Regions from separate parts of the Homo sapiens genome. Here all the other regions are linked to region 5. A link is a loop called in an ENCODE intact Hi-C map of the cell type or tissue named here. Cell type or tissue: ascending aorta. All regions are shown on one strand. Region 1 overlaps LOC124905977. Region 2 holds the start of LOC105373454 (a long non-coding RNA gene). Region 3 overlaps LOC105373456 (a long non-coding RNA gene). Region 4 overlaps LOC105373454 (a long non-coding RNA gene). Region 5 has its middle 5.1 kb from the start of LINC00954.

The links. A loop is a pair of places that touch in the nucleus more often than their neighbours do. Peaks named below come from ENCODE experiments on the same cell type or tissue, not always from the same donor. Only the 100,000 strongest peaks of a DNase experiment are listed, where the experiment ranks them.
Region 1: a loop joins it to region 5, with 2.5 times the contacts of the local background. A loop is called at or near these places in 12 of 110 quality-filtered maps.
Region 2: it touches region 5 in a loop (2.3-fold over the local background); 61 of 110 quality-filtered maps call a loop at or near these places.
Region 3: it touches region 5 in a loop (2.8-fold over the local background); 13 of 110 quality-filtered maps call a loop at or near these places.
Region 4: a loop joins it to region 5, with 4 times the contacts of the local background. A loop is called at or near these places in 35 of 110 quality-filtered maps.

The regions. Positions count from the first base shown.
Region 1 is chr2:19,685,984-19,689,983 of GRCh38, reverse strand. All of the region lies in intron 1 of LOC124905977, which reads left to right. Among named protein-coding and RNA genes, the nearest start is that of LINC00954, 180 kb to the left of the region's middle. In ascending aorta, a CTCF peak has its summit at 1,618; a DNase peak (open chromatin) is centred at 1,813; H3K27ac peaks cover 3,923 bases.
Region 2 is chr2:18,385,938-18,389,937 of GRCh38, reverse strand. LOC105373454 (a long non-coding RNA gene) reads right to left here and starts at 3,397. Exons shown (of 8, transcript XR_001739302.1): 1 at 3,177-3,397; 2 at 2,647-2,912. RefSeq lists a silencer at 2,016-2,145. In ascending aorta, a CTCF peak has its summit at 2,078 (motif pointing left); a DNase peak (open chromatin) is centred at 2,077; H3K27ac peaks cover 617 bases.
Region 3 is chr2:18,898,756-18,902,755 of GRCh38, reverse strand. The region is part of intron 4 of LOC105373456 (a long non-coding RNA gene); the gene reads right to left. Among named protein-coding and RNA genes, the nearest start is that of LINC01376, 130 kb to the left of the region's middle. In ascending aorta, no CTCF peak of the experiment used is centred here; a DNase peak (open chromatin) is centred at 1,993; H3K27ac peaks cover 3,791 bases.
Region 4 is chr2:18,443,961-18,447,960 of GRCh38, reverse strand. The region is part of intron 4 of LOC105373454 (a long non-coding RNA gene); the gene reads right to left. Among named protein-coding and RNA genes, the nearest start is that of RDH14, 110 kb to the left of the region's middle. In ascending aorta, no CTCF peak of the experiment used is centred here; DNase peaks (open chromatin) are centred at 1,800 and 2,305; H3K27ac peaks cover 2,857 bases.
Region 5 is chr2:19,861,741-19,865,740 of GRCh38, reverse strand. No RefSeq gene overlaps it. Among named protein-coding and RNA genes, the nearest start is that of LINC00954, 5.1 kb to the left of the region's middle. RefSeq lists enhancers at 1,730-2,230, 3,024-3,524. In ascending aorta, a CTCF peak has its summit at 2,180 (motif pointing right); DNase peaks (open chromatin) are centred at 2,180 and 3,650; H3K4me3 peaks cover 623 bases; H3K27ac peaks cover 2,514 bases.

The DNA.
Region 1 (4,000 bases), 180 kb after region 5:
ATTGGCGGGGTCACGATGGCAAAACTGCTTGTTCTGCCTCAGCTGGGACAGACTGGGGGGGTGGCGATGACTTGCCAGCCAAGTGAGAATAAACACAGCATACTTCTAGTCCAGTCCTGCGGGGCCTTGGTCTTGACCTGCCAAGGCCATTCCTGGGCACACTCTGCTTCTCTCTCCAGCCAGACCACTGTGTTTGTGCAAAAAGAGGTCGAGCTCATTGCATATCCAGCATGGATCCCCTGCCCTTGGCTCTGGGGAATGATCTGGAGGCACTGTGCCGGAGTGCTGTGTGTACTGTTGAGGCTCCATAAATGTTCAAGAGCTGTAGACTTCAGGGCTAGAGGGATCTTTGGAATCAGCCCAACCCAACCCCCTTTCACAAGGGTTCTCAACAGGGACACCCCCAAGTATTAGGGACTAGAATCACTTGGGAGGGCACTTTCAAATTAAATGGACCCCCTCAGCAATTCAGATCATTGCCTCCCAGGGGTGTGTGTGTTGGGGGGGATGGGTGGAAGGTAAATAATGTGTCCTAACCGTGTTGAGTTGGAGCAGATGGGTGATTGCAAACTATAACCCACCAAATTCCATCTTCCAGACCCTGCCTGAATGCCTCTAGCTATGGAACTCTCTGCATGCATAGTGTCCATTTTTGTTGTTAGACAGCTTGACCATTAGAGAGAAGAGCTGCGTCCCTGGACTGATACCATTGGTTCTAGTTCAACGGAGAGACACAGCTTGGAGTCGGACAAACCTGGATTTTAATCTCACTTCTGCCATTTATTTAGACATACACGCTTGTCAAGAGACCTACCACCTCTAAGTCCCTTTTTTCCCTTCTTCAAAATAGGGATAATTGTGGCTACTTTTTGGAGTTGTTGTAGGGATTGCAGGAAATGATGAGAGTAGAGAGCTCATCCTAATGCCTGGCAGTCACTCAGTATCTTGTATTCCAGGGAGCCTGTTGGCTCCCTCTTCTGTGAGGTTGTGCTTCAGGTATGTGAAGATGGTGCTTATGCTCCCCTGCTACTACTTATTACAAATGGGAGCATCAGTCTGTTTTTATTAAACACAGGGCAAGCAGAGCAGGAGTGTAATAGTCCAGTAGATCTGCCATTATCAAGTACACAGAATGGGTGGCCTAAACAGCAGAAATCAATTGTTTTACAATTCCAGAGTCTAGAATTCTAAGATGAAGGTGTTGGCAGGGTTGATTTCTTTGGAGGCCTCTCTTTTTGGCTCATGGATGACTGTCTTCTCCCTGTGTCCTCACATGGTCTTTCTTATGTTTCTGTGTCCCAGTCTTCTCTTCTTACAAGGATACTGGTCATACTGGATTAAGGCTTCCCTAATAATCTCATTTTAGCTTAATTACCTCTGTCTTCGACTACAGTCCCATTCTGAGGTCCTGGGGGTTAGAATTTCTACATATAAATTTCAAGGAACACAATTCAGTCCATAACAAGGTTTCAGAGGAAAGCACAGATGTTTAAGGTAGTTTAGTTGAGCGATAAGCTGAATGCCATTCGTGTTTGCTCGCCGTTGGTTGACCTGCCTAGTGGTCCTATCCTGAGGCCCAGCTGGATGGAAGCCGCCTGCCTGGGCCTGGGCTACTGCTGGCACTCCACAGCGTGGGGGAGCTCTGCCCTCTCTACTGAGTGGCTGTGGAGTGCATTTCCATCGCTGACACCTTGAAATGTTTTATAGGGCAATTCCTGCTTGTCAGCAGCCGCGTTTCTTAATCAGCTCCTCGTTCATTTCTCTAAAGGCGCCTGACACTTTTGACTAGCTCCAGAGGGTTTGGTGTGGGCACGAACATCCATGTGTTCTTGGATCCAAGTGCACTCATACCCTGGGACCATGCCAGAATTCCCAACTTCTTCCATTATTCTTAGCCTTGAAATGGTGAGAGCAGGCATTTCAAAACCAGACTTGGGTTTTTGCAAACATAGTTTGGCCTTCCTGCCTACCTATTTTTATTTCCTTCATATTTGGAAAGAGAAAATTCCCAGACATGGGCCTGGGAATCAGGCCATTCTCAGGTCAGCTTGTAGCTCCAGTTTCTTACTTCTTGCCTCTGCCTTTTCAGAGAAAGCATTGTTTTAGCAAACTGCATTGTGGACTCCCATGAATGGATCAGGTGGTCACCTCTACCCAGTGAAGGGCATTGGAATGGTAGTTCTGGCTCCACCAGCTGCTCTTGTGTTCTTGCAACTGTGGCCCCTTTCAGGTGTGTAGAGGAGCAGAGCTGTTGATATAGCTGCCCCGGTGGAGTAAATGTTATGTCCATTGTTTTGGTTGGAATTACTGTCCCCAGGTACATGTTCATCCTACCTGGTCCTGCACACTGGCAATCTGGCAGCCACCAACTTCATCTAGGATCTGCTTCAGGAAAGTGATTAATATTCAGGCCCATCCCCAGCTCCTGCCCTTCCTTTTGCCATATTGTTTGTCCTGTGGCCTGGGCCACCAGAGCACAGCTATGGCTCCTTCCTTCTCAGCCACATACCACAGGGGACATAAACCCAGAGGAATAGTCCTTGCTGTGGTCTATCTTTCCTGGATGTAAGGCTTGTGCCCCCTGCCTGCCTTTGGTGGTACCTAGGTAATGTCATCTATGGGTGGGGACAGAGGGTCTTTTTCGCTATAAGGAGATAGCTTTGGCAGCAGTGGCTGTTTGAAAGAAGATTGGCCCCAGCCAGGGGAGTTCCTGCAACCCTCATCCATCAGCAACACTGCTTGGGTGTAAGTGAGAATGAAACAGCTGAAAACATTTGTTTAGCTTTTATACACATTTGTTTGAACGTTATTTATTTTTCCTCTCCTGCTGTGCCTTCTCTAGGAACAGGCAGGGAAGCTAGCTTTTTAGATCTCTTCTAGCATTTTGCAATGGTGGTGTGTTTGAGAGTAAGTGTGCATTTATTTAATGAGCCCTAAGTATTAATTTTATTTTCAGGAAAAAATTCATGAAAATGCACCCCCTGCCAACCAAATTCAGTGGACCAAGCACTTTGCCTATTTTGATGGGAGGAGTAGAGGTTGACAGCAAGCCTCGTGCCTGGCAGAGGATGAGGATTAGTGACAGGGGCTCTGACTGTGTAGGAATCTCCAGATATGGCCAGTAGGATTGTGAATTCCCCTGAAACCATGCCAGACAAGGACCAGGTGAAAGATTTCAGGGGTGGATAGCATGGAGAAACTTGGGGTGGCAGAAAAAAGTGTCATCAGTACCCAAAAGGCCCTCTTGTGACCTTCTGTGCGTGGCTGTCTAGTGGACAGAACTAGGACCAATAGGTAGACTTTATGATGTGGCCAGTTTCAGCTTACCATAAGGACCCATTTCCTCATGGAGAGCTGTCCAGCATGGGTGGGGAGTGGAACCGTCAGAGACCAGCTGAAACTACTGAGCTGAGATGTGTGCAGGTGCCCTGAGTGCTGGTCATCCTCTTGCCCCTGAGCTTCCTCCTGAGACTTTGCATTCAGCCTGGAGTGCAGCAGCTGCGTATACTTACTTTACTTCTTAGCTTTGTCCTAGGTCTCTCTTTCCCTCCTTGTTGTCCCCACTGGAGAAGAGACCTTTTGTGATAGAGCTGCAGTAAGGCACAGTTTCAAGGTTGTACTACTTTGTGTTCAGTATTCTATGCTGCCTTCAGCCTCCTACCCCATGCCTACCTCCCTCCCTCCCCTCCCAGCTCCCTTCATGTCTGGCCGTCACCGCAACCTGCAGCATGGGGATCTGTCCTCCCAGCAGCAGGGCCCTGGGTTGTGCCCTTCTCAGGCCCTCACTTTATAGAGCGCACAGTGCAGCAATATTGTTGGAGCCAGGAGAAGTTATGGTCTAAGGAAGAGAGCAGCATGTGGGGACCATTGTGCACTAGAAGGAAATCCAGGACTCTCTTTGATGGGAAAGAGCCTGGATTAATAGGATCTGCCCTTTCTCCCAAGTTCTGGCTGCAGCATCCCACACCCTGCAGATCAGAAGGACACACTGAGCCTTCAG
Region 2 (4,000 bases), 1.5 Mb after region 5:
CATGCAACCACATCTGGTTAGTTTTGTATTTTTAGTAGAGACAGGGTTTCACTGTGTTGGCCACGCTGGTCTCAAACGCCTGATCCTCAAGTGATCTGCCCACCTTGGCCTCCCAAAGTGCTGGGATTATAGGTGTGAGCCACCGCATCCAACCAATGTAGGGTTTTACATAAGGAAGACTAATTGGCCTGGAAGAGGAAGAGGTGAGAACCTGCCCTTTGTGGCGATTATTGGGCAAAAAAGGGAGAAAGGAGAGCAGAGTGATCAAGCACTGGATGTTCTGAAGAAGGAACACAGACATATCAAGAAAGGGCTGGTGTGCCAGCAAAGGTATGGGATCAGAGCAAAGGCCAGGGTCAGGCCTTTGAGGCTTGAGCCAAGCAGTGTGGACCCAGACTCCAGCCGAGCAACTACTTTACAATCAGGAAGAGCAGAGGGTCGATATCACACCTCACAGATACCCTGCTCCCATAGCCATCAACACAAAATCACAAAGACACAGCCCTCTGCCATAAACTCAGCTACCAGCTTGGAGAAAAACAGAGGAAGAAAGAAAACACCCAAAAGCTGAGAGTTTATTTGGATTATTGACCAGAAAGAGAGTTATTTGAAGAGGCAGCTTTAATTATGCAAATGAACAGAATTGACCAGAGAGGGGCATATACAAAAGATGAAATCAGTTATCAAAGAACAGTAGATATATATTTTATTTGAATTTATTTATTTATTTACAACTCCAAATATGTTTGCAGCTTGTTATGATTATTGAAATGCACTAATCATTGTATCTGTGTATTAAATGACTTATTAAAATTACCTAGGGCTGGTGCAGCTTGTTTTGATTATTGAAATGCACTAATCATTGTATCTGTGTATTAAATGACTTATTAAAATTACCTAGGGCTGGTACAGCTTGCTGCAGATCCTCAGGAATATTTTAATATATTGATTGGTGTATCTATTATTTATGTAATGCACTATTTAATCACTTGGTTTCTTTTAATGGTTATTTTTATGCTAACCTTTTTATTTATTGCATGTGACACTAGTTTTCCAGTTATAAAAATGACATAAAGTTTCCTTTTAAAATTAAGTTTTTTAAAAAAGAGTTGATTTAAAAAAATATTTAATAAATAATAGTGCAAATGGATAGCAGACATAGCAACAATTATAAAGTTGGTATCAAAATGTCTGAAGTTTGAGAGGTGATACTCTAATGAAAATTATGGGATCTTCATCCACAAGGAAACTTGAAATGTGCACAAGCACCTAATAATCCTTTCGATAACTGGAAGCAACAGCACCAGGCTGGGCCCGTTAAGGGAAGGCTGATTGGTTAAGAAAATCATTCAAAGAATAAAGGGTACTCACATTGGAGCTCTTTTTATGTGCTGATGCTTTACATATATGGTTCTAATTTAACCTTTACAGCAGCTCTGTGATTACATTTTAAATGAGTACACCAAAGGCCTGAGAGTTAAGAGATGGATCCAAGTTCATGTAGCTAGTAAACAGCAAAGCTGAAATGTGAACCCTACTCCCTAAGAGCCAAGATATGTACTAAATCGAAGAGTTGAAGTTTGTCACTGAGATTCATTAAACAGCTATCCAAAACAAACAAACAACAACAAACAAACAAACAAAAACAGCTGTCCCAAGAGTAGTTGGGCCTATGTCTGTCTCCTTTCAGATTTCTCAAACCGCAACTGGATGTTGCTGCCCCAAGGGATGAAAAGGAGGAAGACAGTCCCTTAGCCAATAAGTAAAGAAGACGGCTCAGAGACCTTGACCTCTGAGACCGTGCCCGGGATGCACCTCAAATCACCAGGGTGTGACCGACCACTCATGGGCAAATAGCATGCGAGGTTTGTCTGTTGTGGTCATCCTGCGGCTAAACTAGAATCCTAGCCTGGGGAGAGTCAGCAGTAGTGTCTCTTAGTTTATAATTCATTAGAAAATGTCAATCCCCACTTCTTGGGATAGTTCAAGGGTATAGTGACAGGAATCTGAGTTGGCTACTGGTCGGTTAGGTCGTTGGTTTCACAAGCAAATGCTTCCCCCTAGTGGCTATGGCTGGTCATTGCATGTGCCTCCTCTCAGGACTCACTTCTGGAAAACTCTAAGGTGACTGTGCAATGTGGGTCACAAACAATTCTCCCTCACCTCCTACCCCCAGTAACTGCCCCACCCTGTAATATTCCTCAACAGTCCCTCTGTGCTTGCTGGACTGCCTTTGCGCCTCCTGCCCACCCTTCCCAAGGTATACTGGCTGCTTTCCAGACTTCCGGGTCCCCTCGTCCAGGACACTGGTTCTTCTCTCCTGTGCCTGGACCAGGCTGACAGCTCTTTCTGAGCATCTGCAGGCCCTGAAGCTTTGGGGACAGCGCCCTCTCCTGCTAACTTCAGTTTCACGCATGCAATTGACTCGCCCCCAAAACCGGATTGGAAAGTCTTCTCCAGACTTTCTATCCCTTAATGCAACCAGCCTAGAGAGGACTAGGCCTGTGGGTTAGAGGGATTTTATTAAATGCTGAACTCTTTTAGGAAGATGACTGAATCAGTCAAGGTTTTTCAGAGAGATAGAACCAATAAGCTAGAAAGAGACAGAGAGAGAGGAGAAATGATTAATTAAGGGAATTGGCTCACTTTGTAAGGAAGGCTGAGAGGTGTCACAACAGGCCGACTGCAAGCTGGAGAACCAGGAAAGGCAGTTGCATGGTTCAGTCCGGATATGAAGGCCTCAGAACCAAGGAAGCCGATGGTGTAACTCTCAGTCTCAGGCCAAAGGCCTGAAAGCTGGTGGGTGGTGGAGGTGGTAGGGACAGGGAATGCTGGTGTGAGTCCTACAGTCCAAAAGCCAGAGGAACTGGAATTCTGACATCCAAGGGCAGAAGGAGAAGGGCATCCAAGCTCTGGAAGAGAGAGAGAACAAATTCACCATTACGTTACCTTTTTTTTTTTTTTTTTTCCATCAGAGCCCTCAGTGGAGTGAATGGTGCCCCCACATTAGGTGAGGATGGCTCTCCCTTATTCAGTCCATTGATGCAAATGCCAGTCTCTCCTAGAAACATCCTCAGAGACACACTCAGAAATAAAGCTCTACCAGCTAGCTAGGTGTCCCTGAATACAGTCAAGCTGACACCTACAATTAACTATCACAATGACTAAGAAAGTACCTTGATTTCAGTAAGTCATCTTCTCAGACTCCTTTTGCAGCCGTACCCTGGGATCCTACAGGAAATAGAAGAGGAGAATTGTGTTTCTCTGAAACTCATCGCCTCTGCAGTATGACCCTGGGCTACACTTCCAGATAAATCTTCCCAAAACTATCAGCACTTACTCCAAGAACTCCAGCCCAAAGGAGCCAATCACTGCTTCCCACTTCACTGACACCCACCACCCCGTCTACTTGAACCCTCTTAATTTCCCAAACTTCTAATCATTCATCAAAGTTCAACTAAAATGCTTCCTGGTCCACAAAACTGTCATTATTCCCTAAGGCTTCAGCCTGAGATATTTCCCTCCTCCCATCTCCCTATTTGTTCTGAGACTTTCTTTAGAACAATTGTCACTTTATTACCACTACTGCTGCTATTGTTGCTATGGCTAATTCTACTCTTTACTCTTATTTCTTTTTAAATTTTATTTTAGGTTAAAGGGGTGCACCTGCAGGTTACCTGGGTATACTGCATGATGCTGAGATTTGAGGTATGAATTCCTGTCACCCAGGTACTTAGTACCCAATAATTTTTTGACCTTTGCCCCCTCCTTCCCACTCCCTCCAGTTTCTATTGCTGCTATCTTTATGTCCATGAGTACTCAGTGGCTAGCTCCCAGTTATAAGTGAAAACACGTGGTATTTGGTTTACTGTTCCTGCATTCATTCGCTTACAATAGTGGCCTCCAGCTGCATCCATGTGGCTGCAATGGACATTATTTCATTCTTTTTTATGGCTGCATAGTATTCCATGGTGCATATGTATCACATTTTCTTTTCCAA
Region 3 (4,000 bases), 960 kb after region 5:
GTGAGTATAGTCCATGAGCAGGTGTTTGCAAGGAGAAGCGAATTCACCAGAATTCAGTCCTAATCAGGCCTCTTATTATGTCCTGTGAGACCCTTAATCATCTAGTATTCTGGAATTTCATGATTCAAACTTGTGTTATGGTAGAAATTCTACCTAAAAATGAAGGACATATTCTATCTGTATATTAAAGGAACCTACAAGTTCTTCATCTGAAAACTATACCTAAGCTCCCTTTAATCAAGTTTGAACATTATTCAGGTGACTGCATTACTTTTATTTACTTATAATCAAGTACCAAAGCTCTTGCAGCAAGCAGGATGGCAAATGGAAATAACAGGCACTTTTTTACATGTTCCTGCTCAAATCCAGTTCTGCCACTTATTAGCTGGGTGACCTTGGATGAGTTACTTAACCTCACTAAATCCCAATATCTTCGCTGTACAATCAACTCAAAGCTGTCAGAGTCACAGAATCATAATGAAGAATAAATGACTGAATATATGTAAACCACTAGGCATAAAGTCTGGGAAAGAATAGGTACTAAGCGAGTCTTTGCATCAATAGCCTGAACATCTATGTTGCCACACTACTATTTGCTTGATATGATTCTTCTTATTGGGAATTAGCCTATTCCCAATATTCAGTTCTAAATGTCCTTATAATACACGGGTAGCATTACAAATTGTGTGTGTGTGTGTGTGTGTGTGTGTGTGTGTGTGTGTGTGTGTGTTCAACTATTGAACTGTGGCCTTTAAGGCACAGAAACAAGCTGACTGTGGGGGTTTCCACTGAGTTCATGGGAGGTGAGCAGGAGGGGAGAGATAGCATCAGTAAATTTTCATATTTAGGATCCTGCTCTCTCCTGTGAAACTTGGGCTCTACCTCTGAGGAAGCAAAAGCTTTTCCACAGCAATGCTGCACAGTTAATGCTGATTAATTACAGCAGAATATTTTAGAAATATTAGTTGCTATGTATTATATTTATTAAAAAAACACATTCATACTAACAAGCAAGTCGCTGCTAAATGTGTAAGTTCACTTTTCTCCACCACAGGCCTTTAATTTGTTCTGAACACAAAGAGAGCAATGTCTTGGCAGATTTAGGAATTGAGAGTCCACTTTTCTTGCTGGTTGTTGGAATTAACTTGAGCAAGACCTTTCCCATCTAGAGAATTCAGGGAGTTAGAACCATAAGATATGCAGCCTTTTCTACTTCTCGATTTGTGAGAGTCTAGAACACCCAGGTCCCTGCTGTGTTTCTGCTCTTAGACCTTGAAGCCTTCCAGAGTAAAATTCCTAAATTGGCACAGACGAACCTTTTTGGCATCAAATGGCTCTTATGAAACAGCACACTGATGAATTAAATGAAATGATTCAGAAAAACACCGATTAAATTTCCCTTTAAATACTCAGGGGTTTAGAAATTAAGCAAAACTGCTTGGCACTATGCAGTCTGAATTTTAACAAACCCAAAATGTTTGAAAAATTATTCAAGATGTTTTGACAGAGAATGCCACTATGTTCATCTTTTTTTCCCTGACATCTGTTTTCATCCATAAAAGAGAAAACAGAATTGGGGTGACTAGCTGGTATCCCAGAAAGGACTTTCTCCTATCAAATGGAATAATCCACAGATCTCCTTCTAATACTCACTGGCTTTCTTGTTCTGTTGAAAAGTGATAGAGCTGGTTTGCTTGATTTCACAATTGAAGCAAAATAAAACTGAGTAACTATGAATAGCACAAAGTGATGACCCTAAACACTGAGGTCATTATTTTTAAAGGAAAAAAAAATAATTCCAATTACATGAATTGAATGTCTAATGTTGCCTGGCCTGAGCAGTAAATGCAATAAATGTGAAATACTCCCTCCTGCCTTCAGCCTACTGCCCCCAACATCACCACCAGCAGTCTGGGCCCCTGACCCTCACTCTCCTTCCCAAGGAGGGTTGTGCCATTTGGCAGGAAATAGAAAGACTCCTGAGAGAGCATGTGGTTGAGTAAAAAGAGTTCAGAATGAAGACTCAGAGGTCTCTGGGCTTCAGCTCCAAACCACCACTGCCTGGCTGGATTACCAGGAACAAGTCAGGTTTCATCCAGAAGGTGGCTGCCCTCAGTGACCCCTCCTAAAAAGTGCACAGGATTGGCAATCTCCAAGATAAGTCACCTCCAGTTCTGGAGCATTCTAAGATACTGTCAGGTTATGTTAATTGTACTTTCACAGATGGAGAGTATAGTTTTAAAACTTATACTGATAGACAAATGAGTCACTGATTTTCTAGTTTAATATAACTTTCCAAACAAATATTATCCCCTCACCCAAGTGAGAAACATATCCATGAGTGTATACACACATATCTATCATCAATCAATCTATCTATGTCTTTCTTCTCCATGGAACTATTGCTGATATCACTCATCTCATTTATCCAACTATTGAATTTTCTCATCTTACAATTTACAAAGTGTATTAGTTATCTTATCTTCTTCTCACAACTCTTAAATGGATCAATTAACTCTGTCTTCAAATAATGCTCAAGGAAACTGGTACTTCTCAAGGTGAATTCCCTAAGGTGATATAACTGATAAGTGGCAGGGCTGGGGCTGAGCCTAGGTCTCCTGATATTGGTCTTAAAACATTTTCCTTATAACTTGGGCTGGACTCATTCAATCATGGTCACAGTCTCTGAGGCTGCAAAGGGATATAAAAGGCCATATCTTTGGAGCCCTGGAGCCCTGGAGCAGCAGCAAGCCAGTAGGCTCTTTCCTGTGGTTTTTGTGACCCAGAGCCATTTGGATAATTACCAGGCTGAGATCGGTGAGGCGCAGCCATTCTTTGGCAACTCGGTAAAACAATGCAAGAGAAACAGTTTCCATTGTCTACTCCCAATTCCCCAAGCATGTCAGCAATGAAACTGGGCTGGTTCAGGGTTTCTCATGGCAATCACAGTAGATTTCAAGACTTAAAAGCCAAGTTCATGCTAGAGAAATGAGAAGCCACAACTTTTCACCCTTGCCATTTTATATGCTCTGTAAACTCCCTGTAACTGTGAAATCGGGAAGCTGTAAGGCACCCAAGAGACATCACTGAGCTAGCACTGGTGTTTCACAGCACATGGAGACTGATAACAAAGCCATGGAGATGAATATGCTGTAATAATGATTACAAACAGTCACCTTATAGATCAGATATTTATCTATTTATCATCAGTTATAGTCCAGAAAACCCTTGTATATTTGTTATATCACGTGGTCCTTCAAATAATCCTGTGAGGGAGAAAGGATAAGAATTTTCTTCCGACTTTACAGATGAGGAAGATGAGAATTGCAGAGTCTTGGGAAATGGTACCAACCCAGTCGCTTGGACTGGCAAGCATCCTTTCACCTCATCTCCCTCACTTGTCACAGCTGATCCATCACTGACTCCTTGCCCTCCCTCCACCAAAGTATGTATAAAATCCATCCACCTGTCTGTGTATTCCCTGCTACAGAACTAGTCAAAAGCCCATCTGCCCCTCTCTGACCCTATTGCAGCAATGTCCTAATTGGTCTCTCTGTGTTTTTCCCTGCTTTCTGAAATTCAGATGGAATCTAGGGTCCCTGGGTGGTGCTACACTGATCTCAGTGGGTATCTAGACTCTCAATAGAACCTGCCTGCCTTCCCCACTGCTCCCTTCTCTTCAGCTCACTCTCACATCTCTTCTCTTTGCTTTCTGTGCTCCAATTACATTGGACTTCTTTCAATTCTCAAACTTCCTGTGCTGTCTCCTGCCTTAAGGCCTTTCCACATGTCATTCTCTCTGTTGAAATGTCTTTCCTTGCCCCCTCCCCTACTCGCTCCCATTCCTCTTTGCCATAACTAGGTATCTTTCTGTCCTATTTTAATATTACTTTCTCTCTCATTTCCCTCTCACAAAATTGTAACTTGTATATAGCCCAGATCTTATTCAGAGTCTGACATGCATGCAATAGTGCTTAAATAGTATAATTTTTTCAGTGAA
Region 4 (4,000 bases), 1.4 Mb after region 5:
GAGATAGTATCTCACTGTGGTTTTGATTTGCATTTCTCTAATGATTAGTAATGTTAAGCATTTTTTCGTATTGATAGTCATGCATATGTCTTCTTTTTAGAATTGTCCATGTCCTTTGCCCATTTTTTAATGGGGCTGTTTGATTTTTTGCTTGTTGATTTGTTTAAGTTCCTGATAGATTCCGGATATTAGACTCTTGTCGGGTGCATAGCTTGCAAATATTTTCTCTTATCCTATAGGTTGTCTGTTTACTCTGTTGATAGTTTCTTTTGCTCTGCAGAAGCTCTTCATTTGATTTGGTCCCACTTGTCTATTTTGTTTTTGTTGCAATTGCGTTTGGAGACTTCCTCATGAAATCTGTGCCAAGGCCTATATCTGGAATGGTATGTCCTAGGTCTTTTAGGATTTTTAGAGTTTTAGGTCTTACATCTAAGTCTTTAATCTATCTTGAGTGGATTTTTGTGTATGGTGAAAGGTAGGGGTCTAGTTTCATTCTTCTGTCTGTGGCCAACCAGTTATCCCAACACCATTTATTGAATAGAGAGTTCTTTTCTCTTGCTTGTTATTATTGACTTTGTCACAGATCAGATGGCTGTAGGTGTGCAACTTTATATCTGGGTTCTCTAACTTGTTCTATTGGTCTATATGTCTGTTTTTGTACCAGTGTCATGCCATTTTGCTTACTGTAGCCTTGTAGTATAACTTGAAATCCAGTAGTGGAGATTTCTCAAAGAACTTAAAACAGAACTACCACTTGACCCAGCAATTCCATTACTGAGTATATATCCAAAGGAATATAAATAGTTCTACCAAAAAAAAAAACACATGCATGTGTATGTTTATCACAACACTACTCACAGTAGCAAAGACACAGAATTAACCTAGGTGTTAATCATCAACAGTGGAGTGGATGAAGAAAATGTGGTACATATACATTATGGAATAACATGCAGCCATAAAAAGAAATGAAATCATGTCCTTTGCAGCAACATGGACAGCAACTAAATAAGAAGCTCCCAGCATGTTTCTTAGGCATGCTAATGTAGAGTGACAAGGGAGATTAGATAACATCTTTATTGGGGAATAATATTACTAAAGAGAATGAGGAGAAAGAGCCAAAGCAAGAAACTTGCAAAGAGAATAGATAAAGAAATAGAAGGTTACAAGAATTAAGGAAGACGTTCCAAGAAGGGGGTAGTTGTCAAAGGCATTGAATGCCTCAGAGAGCGCAAATAAGATAATAAAGACAATCTGCACAGCTCTGAGACTTCAGGAAGCTGATCATTCCAGGCTGAGATGTGTATTTTGTCCTTTTTCAAAGAGGCCTGCTATGATCAAAGCTTTAGATCAATAATTATGTAGTAACATGGACATATTTTGAGTTTGAAAGGCTGCGCATATGGTGACCATTGACCAAGATGTCAGGAAGGAGGAGATACAGGCTTTGGGTGAAATGATAGAGCTGGTTTGGAATCCATTGTGTTTAAGGTATCTTTGAGATAATCAGGCATGGCTTTACAGAAATAATTAGTGCCCAGAAAGGAGGTTGAGTCTACAGTGTACAAATGAGGTTTCATCCTCCTGCATGTGGTATTGGGCTTCAAAGATGAATGAGATTGTCCAGAGAGAATGTGTGACTGGTGAAGAAATAGGAACCATTTGTGTGATTCAGACAAGAAATGTTTTTCATATGATCAGAGAAAAGGTCCAGGCTGATGGCCAGACAAAGGGACACAATGCAACAGTCACTGAGCTGGGCTGGAACTGTTGAAATCTCTGTTTGGGGTGTCTGTGGGTTTTGCACAACTCCTGCCTGCTTTGCCTGCCCTTAGTTACTTCACAGGATCCACTGGAGAGAGCTATGGGAAAAGTTGGCTTGGGTGTTACTCCCCCAGCCCCTCCCACTGATGGTTAGTTATTTCCCCCTTTGATTTCATTTCTTGGTAAAAGCCATCAGTTACACTTCAGGCAATCCCTGTAGTGTTATTTTGCTTCTTTTCTTGGCTCTTTTATCTCCAGATAAGAGACAGTACGTCCCCATAGACAATGGTGCTGCTTTTAGCCTCCCAGTGGACATCTCCCTTTCCACTAGCCCTGAGATGGAGACTTCAGGGAGAAGAAGAGAGTCTTGCACAATCATGATCAAATGTATGATTTATTTTAAGCTAACAAACAATTGTTCTGACTCCCTCAGGGGACAAATTCTAATATTTCCAAAAGAAAGTGGAGCCAGCACCACGGGCTGGCTCGTTGAGATGTACTGTAAATAGCTTCCAAATCGGGAGTAAAAAATGCAGCTCAGTTGGAAGGAGAGAAGACAAGGCCCAGAGAAATGGCCACGTTGGCTCATTATTTTTCTGAAGATGTCCATATTGGCACTGCTCAGCCCGATGTCGGCAGAACACATTTATTGCCTCACACAGCCAGCCTTTGTCATGTGGAATCAGTTGACATCTGGGGGCTGTTTCATGTTTCTCTTCTTCATCTGCCCTCACTCAAGTATTTGGAGACATCAGTTACTAAACCAAGCATGAAGAAAGCAATGCTAATTAGGTCATCCTCTATAGTGCAGTACACATGGTAAGGCTCTATTAAAATAAATAATGGAATAATTAATGAATTCATTAGCAAATTCATTTCCTGTCAGTTTGAGTCTCATCTGAGGGCTCGTTGCAGAGGTTGTTCCTAATTTCATTAAAGACAAGGACTTAAGCAGATCTGTGAAAATTTTCAGGATATCACATATTGGGGAAAATGATGATAGAATTTTTCTTTTACCCCTTTCTCATGTCATGGCAGGGATTGGGAGGGGAGCTGTTGTTAACCATCTCCTAATGTGAATATGTAAGGATGAGGGTTTGGCGGGTAGATGGATAGGTCTTCTAGCTAACAAAAGAGGAGGAAGGAGCATCCCAGGATGCTTCCCACGTAAGTCAAGAGCCAAGCACAATGGGGATCTGAATGGCAGCCAACATCAATTGTTGTATCATCTTGGCAATTCTTGGTGCAGAGACTTGTTTGTCCAAGGACTTGAAGTTTAAGGACAAGGCTGCAAACTCTAAAGGACTATGTCCATCATTAGCAACTATACAAGCTTAACCCTGAGTCAAATTTATTCCTGTCTTTGTGTCTGAATATAACCTCAGCTGGACCCTAATAGCTGTTTTTTACTCACACCTAGAAAATTACTCACTGAATTTTCCCCAACAGCTATTTAAAAGTGTCTCCATTCTTTCCAAATCCTTTACCAAACTCTGTCTTGATCATTTCCCAGAAGTATTTTAGATTGCCTTCTTTGCTAAGATTGAGGCCATCTGAGGATGAGGTCCTTTTCTCTCCACATAGCAGAAGAGAAGAAGTCTTTCTGCCGTCTCGCACCTTCCCTTCAACCTTAGAGAAAGTACTGCCCCTCCAAACCATGGTGACACAACCTCACTTATCCTCAGAATCCCCTCATTTCCACTTTCTCAGGGGCCTTACCCCAACAACTATTCCCCCCCTTTCTCCTTTTTCCTCTATCCTATATTAATCCAAATTTCTAAACATATTTATGCTGCTTTGACATTCTGGGGGGCCTAACTGGACAGGGAGAGACTGCCCCTCCCAGGGATAGCTAATCCCCAGAGACAATAAGCAACTGGCCTGCCAACACACCTCTCCCATGCAAACCAACCAGTCCTTAGAGGCCAGGCCCTTAACCTCCTTCTTTATCTAGCTTTCCCATACCAAACCAATATTTTCCCTGCCCTAAATCGACCCAGGAACCAACCATCCTATAGCCCAGAGCCTGCCGACATTATTCAAGAGCCAGTCCTAAGCTGTTTCCCTGCTCTGCTCGCCATTCCCACAGAAAACACAATAAAAGCACCGAGCCAAGCTTTCCCTGACAGTCCTGCCTTTGCTTCCTGACCAAACCTGGTGTGGGAACCGCGGCCCTATATGGTGTGGCCTGCTTCCTTCTCTTGAAAACCATAAGTAACAAACTTTTCTTTTAGTAGCA
Region 5 (4,000 bases):
ACACTTCATGTGAACACTTTGTTTGGAACAACAAATTCACATTTAAAGTATGTGAATCTGCCACTGCAAAGTTTATGAAATCTAAATACAGATCAAGTATTTTCAATGAAAATTTAGCACCCAAACTGAGATGGGCTGTTAAGTGTTAAATATATACCAGATTTTTAAGAGTTAGTATAAATAAAAGAATGTAAAGTACCTCTAACATTTTCATATTGTGTCAAGATGATAATATTTTAGATATACTGGGTCAAATAAAATAATGTTAAACAATTTCACCTGCTTCTACCACTTACTCGCTCTGTGGTTTTGGGCAATTCCCCTAAACTCTCCAGGCCTCTGTTTCTGCTTATCTAAAGTCACTGAGTGGAAAGGCCCTGCAGGCTCATCTCAGGCTGTGGCTGAGGGAGGATGAGGACACTTAGTGGGAGGGGTAGTTCTGCAGCCATACTGTAAGGCTGGGTCTTGGGAGGGGTCACAGCCCCTAGTACAACAGGAATGCCCACCCCCACCGCTAGCATGAGGGTACATCTTCCCAGGGCTTGAAAGTAAGATTTACTTGACACACTCTGCCTAAGAATTGGCTCTGAGCTTGGTTTGTTGGTTCTGTCGAAGGTAGTAACAACCGCATCCTTCTAGCTTCTTGAGCCCTTCCTTCCTCTCCACTGAGCTTCTGAGCTGGGTGGGCCTAGGACCCTCCCTGTCCTCTGTCCCTGGGCTCCAGGGCCCTGCCTTGGACCTGCCTGAGTAAGGGAACAAGTAGAGGGGCCTGCCCTGCTCTTCTCTGGGCTTTCCCAGTCTTCTCTAGGCGGCTGGAGGGGTGGGGATGAGGGCAACAGGGGACAGCAGCTTCTAGGATGGATACTTGGGGTTCCAGGCTGGATAATTGTGCTGGTGGTGGGGGGATCGGTGTGAACTTGACCCTGAGGCAGTCAGCAAGGGGCCCTGGGCAGCTTGCACGTGTATGTTTTGGTGTGGGGGTGTGATCAGGTCTGTGTGAGAGGAAGGGCAGAGGCTTTGCAGAACAGCAGAGGCAGATGTCTCTGATTTTGATCACTTAGTTCCACATACCTGGGGCTGCCTGAGATACGGTGCAGCTGTTTTCTGTCGTGCTGATATGCAGACAAAGCTAAAGAAGAGCCCGCGACCACTGAGCACCTGTTACGGGAAAGGTACCACGTGGGGAGCTTTAAGCACCTGCCATCATCGAATCTCCGTGGTAACCCAAGAGAGGAAAGGCCCCATAGAGAATTTCCCGAGGCTGCAGAGCTGGGCGGGGCAGAGATCGGATTTGAACCCAGCTGTCTGATATCAAGGCTTGGGGTCTTGAAGACAAATGGCTTACCCAGGGTGGGGTGGCTCACGCCTGTAATCCCAGCACTTTGGGAGGCCCCAGGCGGGCGGATCACTTGAGGCCAGGAGTTTGTGACCAGTCTGGCCAACATGATGAAACCCCATCTCTACTAAAAATACAAAAATTAGCTTGGTGTGGTGGTAGGTACTTGTAATCCCAGCTACTCGGGAGGCTGAGGCAGGAGAATCGCTGGAATCTGGGAGGCAGAGGCTGCAGTGAGCCGAGATCGCGCCATTGCACTCCAGTGTGGGCGACAGAGTGAGACTCCATCTCAAAAAACAAAACAAAACAAAACCACACACACACAAAACACAAACAAACAAAAAACAAGTTGCTCACCCTTAGCTGCACGTGTCCTCAGAAGCGGTTCACTATAACCCCAGTGGCCCTGGCTTCAGGGATGGGAATCGGGGAGGGGCCAGTCCTGGAGCAGAGCCTGGCCTGGAGCCCAGGTGGCGCTGAGTTCGCTCTGCTCCTGACGCCAGTCCCTGGACCCTGCGGTGTGTGTTCCCAGGGCGGGCAGGAAGGCTCTTAGAGGGTGAGCCAGGCTGTCCACAGGCGGCCTGAGGGGTCTGAATGGGAGGGCCAAGCGGCCTAACTCATGCGCGGTTTGCTCTTTAAACAGCTGCGCAGGTAGTCAGATGGCCTGTGAAGGTGGAGAAGGCCTTGCTGTCCCTCCTGGGACCGGGAGTCTCAACTTGCAGTCCAGAGGACATGGGACTCAAATCGGACTCGGCCACCGCCTCCTGGCCTGAGGCTGGCGGATCAGACGCTGCTGCCACCCGCCTTTGGGCTCGAGCAGGTCATTTTCCACATGGCCACTGGGTGTCGCCCTCGCTCCACGAGTGGGCCGCCCTCGCCTCTGTCCCCGGCTCCTTGAGCGCCTACTGTGTGCTGGCCTGTCCCGCGCGGGGAGGTGGCCCCTTGGCCAGGCTCTGTTCTGAAGGCAGATGGGCCTGACTCAGCCAGAGATGGTGCTGTTGCTCCCTGTAAACGCAAGCTGTTTGCAGACAACAGCAGGATGTATCCCGACTGTGTAAGAGCATGCTTTTCTGTGGATGGTATGGTTTGGCTCTGTGTCCCCACCCAAATCTCGTGTTGAATTGTAATCCCTATGTGTCAGGGGACGGACCTGGTGGGAAGTGATTGGATCAGGGGGGCGGTTCCCCCCTGCTGTTTGTTCTCGTGATAGTGAGTTCTCACGAGATCTGATGGTTTAAAAGTGTTTGGCAGTTCCCCCCTCTCTCCCTCTCACCTGCGACCATGTGAGGTGTGCCTGCTTCCCTTTCGCCTTCCACCATGATTGTAAGTTTCCTGAGGCCTCCCAGCCATGCGGCAACTGTGAGTCAATTAAATCTATTTTACTTACAAATTACCCAGTCTCGGGCAGTTCTTTATAGCTGTGTGAAAACAGACTTAATACAGTAGAGGTCTTGGCTGTGTAGTCTTGGAGGCTCACCTGTTTAAGGAGTCTCCAGACCTCTTGGTGTCCGTTATTACTTTTGTGCCCTAGCTCACTCCCTGGGGCTTGGGAGTGCTGGTAACAAGGCCCCGTGCCTTATCGAGCAGGGATGGAAGAGCCTCTGATGTCTAGTCACGTGAGCGTTGCTGACAGCCGTGGAAAAGCCACTGCCCAGGGGGCTTGCACCTCGCAGATGCAGGAGGTCCTCACTGGACCATCTGAATGTGCTGGGAGGCAGGTGGAAGAGACCATCAGCCACCATCCCCGGGCCATCCGTGCCACAGGTGAGTCACCTGAGGTCACACAGGACAATGGCTTGCTCAGGGTTACTCGGCTGGTTGGGGCTGAGGTCTCCTCTGCCTCAGTTTCACCCCAGAAAAGGTGCTGATCACAGGCTAAGTCATGATACCCCCAAATTCGCATGTTGATGTTCTAAACCCCAGTACCTCAGAATGTGATGAAATAAGGAAATAAAGAATTTCAAATAAGGAAATACAGTGGTTGAAGATGTAGTTAGTTAAGGCAAAGTCATAGTGAAGTCAGGTGGGCCCCTAATCCAACGTGACAGGTGTCCTTGGAAAGCGGGGAGACTGGACACGGCAGGAGGCAAGAGGCCGTGCACGTCTGCTGTTTAAGCTGCTCCGTCTGTGTGGCATTGTTGCGGCAGCCCCAGCAAGCAAATCCAGTGCCCACGCCTGGGGGGCTGCTCCCGCCCCTGGACTCTGCCCTCCTGAGCCTCCCACTGTGACCCCCAGCTTTCCTTTGTCTCCTTACTTGGCCCTCTGGCTGAACAACTCCTCTTTCTCTCCCCACTGCTTCCAAGACTCGTATTGTGCTCTGTGTTCCAAAATGACCCAGCCTGCATCACTTCCCAAACAGATCTATTTTTTCAGAAAGTTGAATTCTAGCAGAAGGCAGCAGGAAAACAGCCTGATCAAGCTGATTCACACTAAGGGGTGAGTGACTAACACCTGGGTAGTGTGATTCCAGGGAACAGCCTCACTTAGCTCTTCTAGGACACTTACATGTTCAAAGAGGAGTTTGTTAATTCCTAAAGAGGCCCTTTTGCCAAATGGAGATTATTTTGTAATGTGAATGTTTGTCCCCATTACAAGTCACTCAGTTAACAAGTTAGCATGTTTTCTTTCTGTGTCTCTGCTGCTGACTCAGGGGCCCAGGACTGG